4 separate regions of the Homo sapiens genome follow, and regions 1, 2 and 4 are each linked to region 3. The links are chromatin contacts, found by Hi-C or POLR2A ChIA-PET in ENCODE. All regions are on one chromosome and are shown on one strand. The core of a region is the stretch at or near the end of the contact, and the rest is flanking DNA. Distances in the headings are between cores, read along the strand shown.

The links. Hi-C counts contacts between places; a loop is a spot of excess contacts on that map. ChIA-PET counts read pairs that join two places held with the same protein, here RNA polymerase II (POLR2A). Pooled maps may share reads with other maps.
Region 1: a map of CD8-positive, alpha-beta T cell shows a loop between it and region 3 (12-fold over the local background). The contact joins the promoter of MTMR12 here to the promoter of TTC23L-AS1 in region 3. A Hi-C loop is called at or near these places in 3 of 168 maps with a recorded cell type or tissue (CD4-positive, alpha-beta T cell, CD8-positive, alpha-beta T cell and naive thymus-derived CD4-positive, alpha-beta T cell) and 7 of 50 pooled maps.
Region 2: a loop to region 3 is called in a map of CD8-positive, alpha-beta T cell, with 9 times the contacts of the local background. The contact joins the promoter of NUP155 here to the promoter of TTC23L-AS1 in region 3. A Hi-C loop is called at or near these places in 2 of 168 maps with a recorded cell type or tissue (CD8-positive, alpha-beta T cell and naive thymus-derived CD4-positive, alpha-beta T cell) and 9 of 50 pooled maps. POLR2A ChIA-PET finds 5 or more read pairs at or near these places in 1 of 52 experiments (T-cell).
Region 4: a map of naive thymus-derived CD4-positive, alpha-beta T cell shows a loop between it and region 3 (8-fold over the local background). The contact joins the promoter of ZFR here to the promoter of TTC23L-AS1 in region 3. A Hi-C loop is called at or near these places in 1 of 168 maps with a recorded cell type or tissue (naive thymus-derived CD4-positive, alpha-beta T cell), 1 of 37 single-sample maps with no recorded cell type and 7 of 50 pooled maps.

What each region holds. Positions count from the first base shown.
Region 1 is chr5:32,310,982-32,314,298 of GRCh38, reverse strand. It overlaps MTMR12 (myotubularin related protein 12), which reads left to right and starts at 1,360. Exons shown (of 16, transcript NM_001040446.3): 1 at 1,360-1,541. The coding sequence starts at 1,461. RefSeq lists an enhancer at 892-941 and silencers at 1,032-1,821, 1,892-2,031.
Region 2 is chr5:37,369,384-37,372,563 of GRCh38, reverse strand. It overlaps NUP155 (nucleoporin 155), which reads left to right and starts at 1,458. Exons shown (of 35, transcript NM_153485.3): 1 at 1,458-1,743. The coding sequence starts at 1,587. RefSeq lists enhancers at 1,466-1,555, 1,676-1,785.
Region 3 is chr5:34,837,700-34,841,009 of GRCh38, reverse strand. TTC23L-AS1 (TTC23L antisense RNA 1) reads left to right here and starts at 1,678. Exons shown (of 2, transcript NR_183259.1): 1 at 1,678-1,827; 2 at 1,993-3,310. TTC23L (tetratricopeptide repeat domain 23 like) reads right to left here and starts at 1,846. Exons shown (of 11, transcript NM_144725.4): 1 at 1,751-1,846; 2 at 271-345. The coding sequence starts at 338. RefSeq lists an enhancer at 1,447-1,556.
Region 4 is chr5:32,443,489-32,446,624 of GRCh38, reverse strand. ZFR (zinc finger RNA binding protein) reads left to right here and starts at 1,885. Exons shown (of 20, transcript NM_016107.5): 1 at 1,885-2,003; 2 at 2,297-2,396. The coding sequence starts at 1,967. RefSeq lists silencers at 1,583-2,272, 2,503-2,842 and an enhancer at 2,234-2,791.

The sequences.
Region 1 (3,317 bases), core at 111-2,610, 2.5 Mb after region 3:
TCTCGTGCCTCAGCCTCCCGAGTAGCTGGGATTACAGGCGCCCGCCACCACACCAGGCTAATTTTTGTATTTTTAGTAGAGATAGGGTTTCTCCATGTTGGCCAGGCTGGTCTCAAACTCCTGACTTCAGATGATCCACCCGCCTCGGCCTCCCAAAGTGCTGGGATTAGAGGCGTGAGTCATCGTTTGTCTCATTTTTGTTTACATTTAAAATAATAAACCTTGAGGTCGGGCGCGGTGGCTCACGCCTGTAATCCCAGCACTTCGGGAGGCCGAAGCGGGTGGATCATCTGAAGTCAGGAGTTTGAGACCAGCCTGGCCAACATGGTGAAACCCCCGTCTCCATTAAAAATACAAAAATTAGCGGCATGGCGCGGTGGCTCATGCCTCTAATCCCAACACTTTGGGAGGCTGAGGCGGGCGGATCACGAGGTTAGGGGTTTGAGACTAGCCTGGCCAACATGGTGAAACCCCGTCTCTACTAAAAATACAAAAATTAGCCGGGTGTGATGGCAGGCGCCTATAATCCCAGCTACTCGGGAGGCTGAGGCAGGAGAATCGCTTGAACCTGGGAGGCAGAGGTTGCAGTGAGCCTATACTACGCCATTGCACTCAAGCCTGGGCGACAGAACGACACACACACACACACACACACACACACACAAAATTAGCTGGATATAGTGGCGGGCGCCTGTAATCCCAGCTACTCAGGAGGCTGAGGCAAGAGAATCGCTTGAACCTGGGAGACGGAGGTTGCAATGAGCAGAGATCGCGCCATTGCACTCCAGCCTGGGCGACAAGAGCAAAACTCCGTCTCAAAAGTAAATAATAATAAAATAAAAAACCTTGAACGTCATCGCTGTAAGTTGGGAACTCCTATAGCAAGATTCCATACATCCCATTTTTGGACGTTTTATTCCAAAGACACAAGCAAACGGAAGAAAACGACTGCCGTGAACCCCTGCTAACGACAACTTGGTGACTGCAGGATCATTGGACGACGGTTTTATCCTCGCCATCCAATCGTTGGAAAGTCCGGAGAGAACGCTCTCTGGATTGGTTGGAGGAAACATCTCTCCAAGTGCACTCAAGAATGGGTTGGGAGCGGGGTTCGGCCGGCAGCGCCTCGGGCCAATCAGAGAAAGCATGAGGGCGGGCTCTGCCGCAGGAAGGTGGTGAATCTCGGCGGGTCAAACTCTCCTGACGTGATGGGGGGGCGTGGCCTCCAGTTGCGGTCTCCCGGCTCTCTGGGCCCGCGCACGGGATGGGCGGGGCCCACGGGCCTGGGCGGGGCGAGCGGTGTCAGCGGCGGAGCCGGATGCGGGCGGCATCGCGGCGGTCGCGGCCTTGGGGATGGGCGGAGCCCCAGCCGCTAGTGCTGGTGGCCGCCGCTGCTGCCCCAGCTGGAGCCCGAGCCGCCGCCTCTGCGTCCGCGCGTCGCTGCTTCCCAGGGCGGCGGTATGCTGGGGAAAGGAGTAGTCGGCGGTGGCGGCGGCACCAAGGCCCCCAAGCCCTCCTTCGTGTCGTACGTACGCCCTGAGGTGAGGGGGCGCCGCGCAGGCGGGGCGTCGGGCAGGGGCGGCCGGGGCGAGGGGCGCCGGGAGCCCCTTCCTTGCAGCGGGGAGCGCCGCGGAGCGCTTCCTGCCCTTGTGCCGGGCGACGGGGCAGCCAGGCGGGCTGAGGCCGCAGGAGCGCGCTGGGGCCTCCGCGCGGGCCGGAATGGGGACCCCGGCGCAGGCAGGCAGGTGCCTGAGCGCAGGGCCCGAGCGCTGGAGGCTGGTGGAGGGGCCCGAGCCGAGAAGGGATTGCGGCCCGGAACGCCCCTGGGGATTCTGGAGAGGACCTGGGGTTGTGGGCACTGCTGGGAGGGGTAGGGCCGTGGGTCGGAGCCCCCAACGGGGCCTGCTCGGAGCCCGCGTGGGTCCGTCCTGCCTCTGGACTTTCTCAGTGAGCCCAGAAGCCCGCCGGCCTCCGCTGCCTGCGTCTGAGTGCCTCGGGTGCGGCTGGCGGGATGCCCTGCACCTACGTCCGCCTCCCGTCAGCGCTGCGGGGAGAAAAGGGGGTCGGCCTGGCCTCAGCCAGTCTCTGCTTGTCTCTCCCTTGGGAATTCTCCGCTGTCGCTTCTTTCTCCTCATCCCCTCACCATCATCCTTTCCACCCACTTCTTACTCTTCTGAATCTTCAGGTCAAGAAATTTGTTCATTCATTCAGAAAATACTTCTCGAGCTCCTACTGTGTGTCAGGCACTAAGTGCTTGTGATAGACATCAGTGAACAGGACAGAGATCTCTGCATTCCTGGAGCTTATTTGAGGGGGAAAGGAGAAACGGGGTGAATTATAGATAATTAAGTAAATTATACGGTGTAGTAGGAGGTGATAAATATCATGGGAAAGAAAAGAAATCTTTTTCCTCCTCGCAAAGGTGGCATTTGAGCCGAGACTTGAAGATACGAGAGGTCTGAGAGAAGAGTCGTCCAGGTAGAGGGAACAGCCCCCGGGAAGGTCGTGAGGTGGGAGTGTGTCTGAAGGGTTGGCGGAGCGTCAAGGAAGCCAGCATGGCAGAGGCCCATGGACAAGGGGGACAGTCATAGGAGAGGAGGTTAGAGAGATCAGAACTTGTAGGCCTTGCTCAGGGCTTCTTGAGCAATAGTTCTTAATCCAAATGCCTAATGAGAAGCCTTCTTGTTTTGCATCTGTAAAGGTTTTTTTCTGCCCTTCTCTCCAGCAGAAGTGCAGAAGCACCGCCAAATTTGTTGCAGATGTCTTCCCACCTCTGTAATGCAGAAGCACGTGGGCTGTGGATGAGAGATCTGATCAGGGACTGCTTCCGTAAAGACCACCTGGGGCCTGAGGCATTTGCATATGTATCTTTAAATTCAAGATATGTGTGTTTTCTCCAGGGGAAAGTGCTCTTAAAATGGGTCTTATTTTTAGTCCTAGTTGTAAAATACAAACCATTTCCTCTGTTAGCACTTGATGTGGAGTCAGGGTCATCTTAAAGTTTCAGCGGGCTTCCCTTGTGGTATCACATTTAAGCAATGTGGTCAATTTCTCTTTGTGTCTTTTTAAAACATTTAAACATTTAAAAAATTTTTGTGGGTATAGTAGGTGTATATATTTAATGGGATACATGAAATATTTGGGCTGGGCATGGTGGCTGACACCTGTAATCCCAGCACTTTGGGCCGGCTGAGGTGGGTGGATCACCTGAGGTCAGAAGTTGGAGACCAGCCTGGCCAACATGGTGAAACCCTAAAATTAGCCAGGCATGGTGGTGCGCACCTGTAATCCCAGCTACTTGGGAGGCTGAGGCAGGA
Region 2 (3,180 bases), core at 209-2,708, 2.5 Mb before region 3:
TTGTAGTGGGAAAGCATAGGCAATATGCCAATGAATTAAGTTAGTTAGATTACACTTTGGGGAGCTTTACTTCTATGCAGGAATATCACAGCAACGTTGTTGAATCTTCCAATTTATGGAGTTGAAAACTTTGTGTATTTTGTCTCAAATTAAAAACAAACTCGGTGCCAGACCACCACTTTTCAATCTATGGTCTACCAAATAAAGTAAACTCACAGCTAGAGACCCAACTGCCTATCTATATACCAATGATAAAAAATCCAGTTTTTCTTGGTATATTGGCTATGTCAAATTTTAAGTGTAGATTGGTAACATCAAAGAACTTTCAATTTTCAGAAATGTAGTCAAGTCTTTGAGGGAGTAAAAATGTAATTCAAATAGCAAAAGACCAATTTAGAGTAATTCAGTTATTGATTTGTGAAATTCTGAAGAACATAACTGGAAGCTTTCTTAGGTGAGATTCTAAATAAGAGCAGCTTTCTAAAAAGTGCTTTGATTTACCCACTCAGGTTGCCTTCTGTAGTAAATGAAGCCTCTTTTACCTCTCTGCTTTCTCCTATCCTGCTATAGTTTATACCTATCCAAATAGAAAAATTATAATGAAGCCCTTTGTCTCTGCTTGAAGCACCTTAAGGACAGGAAACACTGTGTTAGTTTGATAGTCCCAGCACCAGGCACAAGGCAAGTATTCAGTTTCTTAGGATTGTATGAACTCTTGGGTTCCTATCTCATACGAGTTCCTATACTAGCGCTGGGAATGGAAAGATGAATTAGAACTGTCTGCTATCTCTGCCACGATAAAAAGCACGGCAGCGGTCCACCTGCACTCAGCTTCTTCTTAAACACGTATTTTATACTAAGGGGCAACAAAGTCAAAAGACAGCGACACGCAAATGGAAAAGCCTGATGAATTCTAATTTACACTGAAGCCCGCGAAGAATATAGTGAGATACTGGTTTATATCCCTCTCTGTGACAGCGACCTACCAATTCTTAACTACTCTCACAAAAGCAGTTACTTGGAGAACCAAACTGCGCGCTCATGCGCGAACTCATATAGCTGCAGTTAGCGGATACCGACGCGGGAAGTTCCAAGACTCAGGTCGAGCACGCGCTTAAACCAACGGAACCTGACCAACCTCCTAGGCCAGACACACGACCTAGCTCCCACCTACCGTATCCCTCCTCCCTCCTTCCTCCTCACCCTATCCAACCCCATCCCGCCCCTCTCCTTCCCTGTTCCCTCCCCTTTATCCTTCCCTTCCTTTCCCTCCCTCCCTTCCCTAAATAACCTACCCTAATTTTACCCTGCCACACCCCAAAACCCTCAACCCCCTCGAAAGCATCAGCAGCCTCCTAGCTCCACCCACAACCTCTAGCCCCCTCCCAACAGCTTCCTCTTCCCAGGCCAGAACGGCGTCTTCCAGTTCCCCACCGGATGAAGCGGAAGTGCGTCATGTCGAGGCGCCAAGGCGCTCGTTTGGCGCGCGCGCCCTAGGCGGCGGATCTAAGCTAACTTCTTGGATCTTTTCTTGTTTCTCCTTGGTTTTTGACTTTTTCTGGACCCTGGTGTCTACGATTTCCGAGATGCCGTCTTCTTTGTTGGGCGCGGCGATGCCGGCCTCTACATCTGCCGCAGCCCTGCAGGAAGCTCTGGAAAATGCTGGACGGCTCATCGACCGTCAGTTGCAAGAGGACCGCATGTACCCGGACCTTTCCGAGCTGCTTATGGTGTCTGCCCCAAGTGAGTGATAGTGACCCTGCTTTCTCAACCTAAAGGACTCTCGCCTGACTTCCTAATTTGCTACTTATCCCCAGCGTTGGTCCCGGCGAGGATATGCTGAGATTTATGGCACTGTTGGCTGCATTTTTGGAGAACAGCAAGCAGCTTCTTTTCAGGTTTTTTCCTTTCCTCACTTTCTTCATTGTAGATACTTGAGAGGGCAAGAGTGAAGAGCAAGCTCCCAGTTGAAGCAGAAAGAGGCAAAGACCTCAACCTTAATGAGCTTCTCGCCGCTCTCAAGTGCTTATGGCTAAGGCCATATGAGAAGCATCTCCAGATCCAAGTCCCAAATTTGTTCATTTCTCCTGTTAGTGTTTGAGTAGATCGTAAGAGCAAACGAAGTTAATTTGGAAATTTAGCATGTTATCTTAAAGATACGCTTTGCTTTATATTTATTTGTTTATTTATTGAGACGGAGCGGTTCCCTCTTCGCCCAGGCTGAAGTGCAATGGCGCGATCTCGGCTCATTGCAACCTCCGCCTCCTGGGTTCAAGCGATTCTTCTGCCTCAGACTCCCAAGTAGCTGAGATTACAGGCGCCTGCCACCAAGCCCGGCTAATTTTTGTGTTTTTTAAGTAGAGACGGGGTTTCACCATATTGGCCTGGCTGGTCACGAACTCTGACCTCAAGTGATCCGCCCGCCTCGGCCTCCCAAAGTGCTGGGATTACAGGCGCAAGCCACTGCACCCGGCCAAGAAACGCTTTATTATGTGTAGAGATGTGTGTTATGAAATGCTGGAGGATCTTAAAAGAACTACCAGTGGAATAAAGAAAGAGAACAGGGAAATCACAGTGCTTATGTACAGGGAGAGTAAGGCAGAATATGTGTTGACAATATAGGTGACTGGAAAGTAATTTGTTTAACAGTTTTAAGTTATAACCAGCTCCCCACGGCTTATGGAATTACATCAGTTGCTAGAAAAAGTGACCCCTTTGTGAGATGGAATTTGGAGAAAACCAGCGAAGTGTAAGAAAGAAAAGATTGTTGGTGAGCAAGAACCAAAGTAATCTAAATAGGATAATTTGTGCAGTGTAAACCGAGAACACTTCTGATTATTTATAAAAATCATTGATAGCTTTGTAATCAAAGAAATGATAGAAACAAAGATAGTATTTGCTCCCTACAGCTACTTACCAATGAGCGTGTCTTATAATACCTGATTGGCCTATTAGCAATTATCATCTTGAACAACATTACTCATTTTGGCCTCCTTAGGTGTGAAAACAAGATATAAAAACAGTGCATGCATTCTGGTCCTTCTCTTACATATCTCATGCCTTTACACACACCTTCCTCTTTCACCCAGTCTCTTCCCCTTCTTTTCCATCCAATTTTTCATCCGTTGCTCTGATTACAGAGAATTTAGCATATTTTCCGTAAGAAGCCCCATCTTCAGG
Region 3 (3,310 bases), core at 429-2,928:
CAGTGATGGAATCTCAGCCCACCACAACCTCTGCCTCCGGGTTCAGCTATTCTCCTGCCTCAGCCTCCCGAGTAGCTGGGATTACAGTCGCGTGCCACTACCGCGCAGCTAATTTTTGTATTTTTAGTAGAGACGGGGTTTCACCATGTTGGTCAGGCTGGTCGTGAACGCTTCTCATGCAAAGCTCCTCACCCAGGTTTGCCTTAAGCAGGAGGTCCCAGTGTTTCAGCCCAGTAAGTACCTGTGATGTCAAAATGCTGTGATACTTACATATGGAAGCAGAAATCCCAGTCGATGTCATTGCTAACAGTTGGGATACGGATGGGGCTGGCTTGCATCTTCTTCCTACCAAGAATCAGGTAAGGTCAGCTTTGAGAGAAAAGGCTGGGTGTCTGTTCTATTTTCCCCCTCTGGTTTGCTATTAACATTAAACTAAAACTGCTCAAATATATAACCCATCCTAAATCCACAGACTACGCATACTTAGATATGGAGACCGCTGGAAAACAGACATTTGCCAAATTAAATGTCTAAGTTAAATTTCTTTCCCCTAATTTCAACTCCACCCTACTTCTCCAAAATCCCTGGCCTTTATGTCTCAAAGCAAGCACATTTACAGTTCCTGGGTCATCAAAACTATGGTCACCTACTTAACTCAGATATTGTTTTTGCAGGTCTGACGGCGTGTTGGATTTAAGCAAAGCAACCAACTCTCAGTGGTAAACGAAGCACAGCCAGTGTATTGGTTAATTCTGCTTTCCCCCCCCCCCCCGGGGTCATTTCACTAATTAATAGCAGATTCTAGTACAGGGGTCACGAGGCGGGTACAGAGGCTCACGCCTGTAATCCCAGCACTGTGGGAAGCCGAGGCGGGTGGATCACCCGAGTTCAGGAGTTCGAGACCAGCCTGGCCAACAGGGTGAAACCCCGTCTCTACTAAAAATACAAAATATAGTCGGCTGTGGTGGTGCACGCCTGTAGTTCCAGCTACTCGGGAGGCTGAGGCAGGAGAATCGCTTGAACCCGGGAGGCGGAGATCGCGCCACTGCACTCCAGCCTGGGCGACAGAGCGAGACTCCGTCTCAAAATAAAATAAAACAATAAAATGAAATTCATGTGTCTGTTTTAGTTGTTGCTGTTAGATGATAGGAGAAACCTCGGAAGCACAAAACGAAAAATGTGATTTCTAAATACAGTATTTGTGAAATTCAACTCTCAAGGAAGGCTATGCCAGTCGCTTAAATCAAACCCAAATCGAACGCAGTTACTTATTGAATGTTAACATCCACCAAGTCGCCTCTCCTTTCACCCTCCAGAATCACTAATTCCCACCGAGCCCTGAGTGGCTTTCTGACCCAGGCTCCAGAGCATCCATTATCCGAAAATCAGAAAGGGAGAGTCACTAATTTCTCTTTTTAACCTCCACTTTAAACACTATGCCCACAGCAAAGAGTTCTGATCTCTCAAACTCCCGGACTCTGTTCCTATGACGTTCCGCACGGCCCTGAGCCCCTCAAGGACGAATCGCTCCTCTTTTCCCGCTGTGGTTCTGCGGCAAGTCTGTAAGCCCTGACGCCGCAGGTCGAGCTCTGAGAGCCTCTCTGCCGCGGAGGCTCTAAGAGAACGCGCGAGTGCGCAAAGGGCACCTGGCTCAAGGCGGAGAAACCACGCCCCGGAACCAGCCTCCCAGCTCCCTGAGCCCGACGGCGCGGCTTCCTCCCGCTGCGTCGGCCTCCTGACCCTGGCGCACCTCGGTCCGGGCGCCAAAGCGGTGCCTCGCGAAAGCTGCACAGCCTGCGACGTCCCCAGTTACCTTCCGCAGCCCAGGTCCGGCCAAGGAGACAATACCGTTGCCATGGGAACGGAACGCTACGGGTTCTGCTGGGAGCGCCTGTAGCCATGGCGACGCGGGGCACTTCCGGTTCGGAGAGTCCCTGTTGTCTGGCGCCTACAGCAGCCCTTGCCTTACCCTCCGCTTTCCCTTCCCCGCAGGTTAGACGCGCCCGGCCTCCGGCTCGCCCCAAAACTGGCCTCTGCATATTGTATCTCACGAGACCTTACCCCTCGGAGGTGAAGGCGTAGGAAGAGAAGATACATTCCGTCCAAGGATGGAAGGGAGCGCCGGGCCCCACGGCCCTACTTATTTAAAGCTGCGACGTGTGCGGGCTGTATTCGGCGACGATCCTGGCCACGGTGCACCCCCACAGCTCCTCGGGAGTTTTGTTTTTATGGACCCCAGAGGAAAGGCTTAGATATGGCTGTTGACTGTGCTGGCACCGTCTGTGTTACCCAGTAAGATTGGAGCTAGGCATGGTTAGGAAAGCTGATTGCAGGAAGAGAGTAGGGTAAGAAATCGACTACTAGATCTGCTAATGGTTAGCTGTTCATTATTTATTTAGCACTTAGCCCTAAATAATGCAGCCATATCTTACCCTTTCGTTGGCATGGAATACAGTGTGTGTAATACACACAAGGTGCAGAGGCAATTGTGGCCATACCCAAAGAAACAGCGCCAGCTCTTGCAACGCTATGTTGAAGGATGTTATTATGAACCCTATCATAGACTAGGCCTATGGCAAGTCAAGTTGGAGTGAATGTGTCCCAGTTGTTTTCAGAAAAGAGCAGACTAGGTAGAGAGACAAGGAGAACATTGAGAATGTGAAAGATGGTGTTTACGTTTGGTGTTTGTTATTTCCAGCTCTAGGCTGGAAGTTTAATTGCCATTGATCCAAGACTGCCAAGAAAGCCTTTTTGGAGTTAGGTTGGAGGAGTTATTTAAATGAGTTTGCTTGAATATCTCTTAAGTAAAACCTGTATGGTCTGTTAACTCAAGATTTAAATCTGTACTTTCGAGCTCCATAGTCACAATTTTGGAAAGATTCCCCCACTTTATTCTTTTTCCTAAGAAAACTCTCAGCATGGAACAATGATGACAGCAATGAACCTGATTTCAGAATGTCAAGGTTCTGGTTTTGACTCTGTAGCCTGGGCCGAGTCACGGCCAGTGGGTCCCAATTTTCTTGCCTATACGGTGAAAGTTTTTGTACCACTTGCTTTCTGAAGCGCCTTCTGGTTCCAGGTTTCTGTAAGGGGTAAACGATTTTTGTGACTCTATGAACAGTATTTAACATGTATGGGAGTAAAAAGGAAGAACCTGTTTCCTGTTCTCCAACATTTATTTCTTTTACCCCTTGTTAAGTTGGTCATCAAATTGAAAGGTTTTAATGTTCTTTCATTCTAGGAAATGGCTGTGAGATTGTTTCTAAGTATATTAAAGGTAATGTCTCTTTTCTAAACCTTTGCTTTTGCT
Region 4 (3,136 bases), core at 636-3,135, 2.4 Mb after region 3:
TCTAATGTCCTATGTGTAGGAGGTATTTCTTCCTAGCAACATCCTTGGGGCACAAATAACTTTTGCCTGGGAAAACATCAGTATTCTCAAAAATAATGACACTTAACTTTTCTCCAAGGTTCTACATTTTCTCTTTCTGAAATGAGTAACAGGACAAATCAGACAGGTTCTGAGAGCCTGTACTTTTGTAGGAGGCGTGGGGAGCAAGGTTGGCACAAAAAAGAATTGAGGCATTGTTTCTGCTCTGGCACAAGAAAGTAGGACAAAGCCCTGAATTTCATGGGTGGGTTCTGATTCACCCTTTGCATTTCTTTTTTTTCCTTTCCTTTTTTTTTTTTTTTTTAAGACGGAGTCTCGCTCTGTCGCTCAGGCTGGAGTCCAGGGGCGCGATCTCGGCTCACTGCAACCTCTGCTTCCAGGGTTCAAGCGATTCTCCTGCCTCAGCCTTCTGAGTGGCTGGGACTACAGGCGCCCGCCACCACGCCCGGCTTTTTTTTTTTTTCTTTTTTTTTGAGACGGGGTTTCACCATGTTGGCCACTGACCTCACCTCGTGATCCACCCGCCTCGGCCGCCCAAAGTGTTGGGATTACAGGCGTGAGCCACCGCGCCCGGCCAGCATTTCCTTTTAATGTTCATATCCAACAATGAGGAGAGATGAGGAGCAGGGAGTCTGGGGGATGGGCATGGAGAAGGTAAGGAAGAGGTGAAATGCAGGCAGTACATATGTACTTGATGGAAGACACGAAACATAAGGCCAGAGAAACTAGACGATCAGAAGAGGGACTGGAAGAGGAAAGAGAATGGTTGAAAACGAACTGAGAAACTAAAGGGAAGAAAGCGAGGAAACAGAGGGAAAGAGGAAATGCTTACATGGGGGCAAGTACTGTTCTGTCCTTACCACTAAAGATCTGGCACGTGATCTGGTCTCCCTCTCACTTGACTCCAGCCAGACTGATCTTCTTGCTCTTGAACATTCATTCCTTCATCTGGACCCTTCCACTTGCTGCTCTTCCTGCAGGCATCTCCCAGGCCTGTCCTTCCTTCCTTCAAGTGGTCTCCCTAACCACACTCTACATGAAATAGCACCTCCCTTACCCTTATTTTCCTTACTCTGCTTTATTTATGCTTGAAGCTCCAGTCACCATCAGACAGAATTTCTGTGTTTTGGCTACCGGCTGTTGGCTGACATATACCCGCTCCTAGAACGTAAACTCCACGGGAACAGGGACTTTGTTTTGTTCTCTGCCGTATCTCCAGCACCTACAACACTGCCTGACACCCTGCTGGGTGACCGATATACGCCGGATGGCTCAGGGAGTGGGTGCAGGTCGAGGAAAGGGTATAGCAAGAGGTATGTCCGGGAGGGATGTTTAGGGTGTGCTTTTAGTCCAACAGAAAAGCACTCTCCATCCTTTTTCTATTTCTCTCCTCTCCTTCTCCCTCCCTCCGCACTTCAGAGGTTGGGGAAAAGCTGCGGGAAAGCAGGAAATAAGGAAAAATCCTAAATTGCCCAGCTCGAATTCCAATGAAAAATTAATGAGCGAGGAAGACAGGGAGGCAGGGAATAAGTGCACATGCAAAAGTTAAGGAAGCCAGTGGAAAGCAAAGAAAAAGGCGAACAGACGTCACTCTCTCTGGTCACGCTCCCCGACTCCCCAGAGGACAGGCGAGGCGCTTCTGGCACACGCCCCCGTCGCCCCGCGGCCGCGCGGCGTCACCACCACTTCGGAGAAGGCCAGGCCCCTCTTCCCCCGCGGGCTTCCCCGCGCCCGCACCGCCGAGGCCCCGGCACGCGCCCGGGGGAGCCGCGAAGACGGCGGGGACTACAGCTCCCAGGATGCCGAGCACAGGCGCGCCTGCGCAGTGCGGTCGGAGGCGGCGGTCTGTTCTCCGCTGAGGAGGAGCGGGGCAGAGGAGGGAGGCAGCGGGTGAGAGTTCAGAGTTCAGCAGCAGCAGCCCGAGCCCATGATTCCCATATGCCCTGTAGTTTCTTTCACCTATGGTGAGTCTAATGTGGCCCGCGAGGCCTCTGCCCGGCCCCCTCCCTGGCCCCGGGCAGCGGGGAGCCGCGGGGGTTGGGGCAGGCTCCGGGGAGGAGGCGGCGGCCGCCACCCGGGCGTGCGAGTGAGTGAGGGAGTGCGAGGCGGGAGGGGGAGGCGGCGCGGCCGCGGCCTGGGCCCCGCCAGGGCTGCTCTCACGGCGCCTCTCTCTTTCTCTCCCTGCCCTCCCTCGGCGTCTCGGCTCCTCTGTGTCTCTTGTCCCGCCATGGGACCCGACTCTTCGTGCCCGCCGCAGTGCCCAGCCGGCTGGGGGAAGATGCCAAAATGGCGACCGGCAACTACTTTGGATTCACCCACAGCGGGGCGGCGGCGGCGGCGGCTGCGGCCCAATATAGGTAACGGCATCCTGCCTTCTCTCTGTTCGCCCCTTGCTCTCCCCTCGGTCCGGATCCTGTCGATGCGACGCCCCCGCGCCCGTCCCCAGCCATCCCAGAGCCCCGGCCCGCTGCAGGCCTGGCCCGGCCCAGCCCGGCGGCCTCTCCCGCCCCGCCCCGCCCCGCCCCGCCTTGCCCGGCCCGGCCCGGCCCGCGGCGGGGAGCGGCCCCCAGTAGGGGGGAGGTAGAGACGGCGGAGGTGTAGGGACGTGGAGGCCTCAGGGCCCTTCAGCGGCCCCTTAACTAAAATGGCCTCCTGCGGCCGCCGAGCGGAGCCGCCACCGCCGCCCGGCAGGCCCCCCAGTCCCCGCCTCCGCGCGTCCAGCCCCCACCTCCCATCTTCTTCCCACTTGGGGGATGGAGAGGGTGGCTGAAGGGACCTCACGGGGAGTGCCGTGTCGCAGGTCCACTGGCTTCTCGTGCGACGCCTCTCTGCGTCGTCGCCTGGTGCTTCAACCCCCGGAGCCCAGATAACGTGTCGTTGTCTCGGGTACCTTTTCCTCCGCCGTGGGGCTTCTTCCCCAGACGCTCCATCGCTAGCGAGTCCTGCTGACAAACTGCGGGTGTCACTGTGTTCATCGGGTTCCTTTAGTTTTTCCTGCAAGGAGAGAGATTCACATACCAACCACCTGTAAATTGTGTAGTTCTTAGACTGGAAAAGATGTGCGAAGTTTCTAGTGCTGATAAATGAGTGCCCAGCC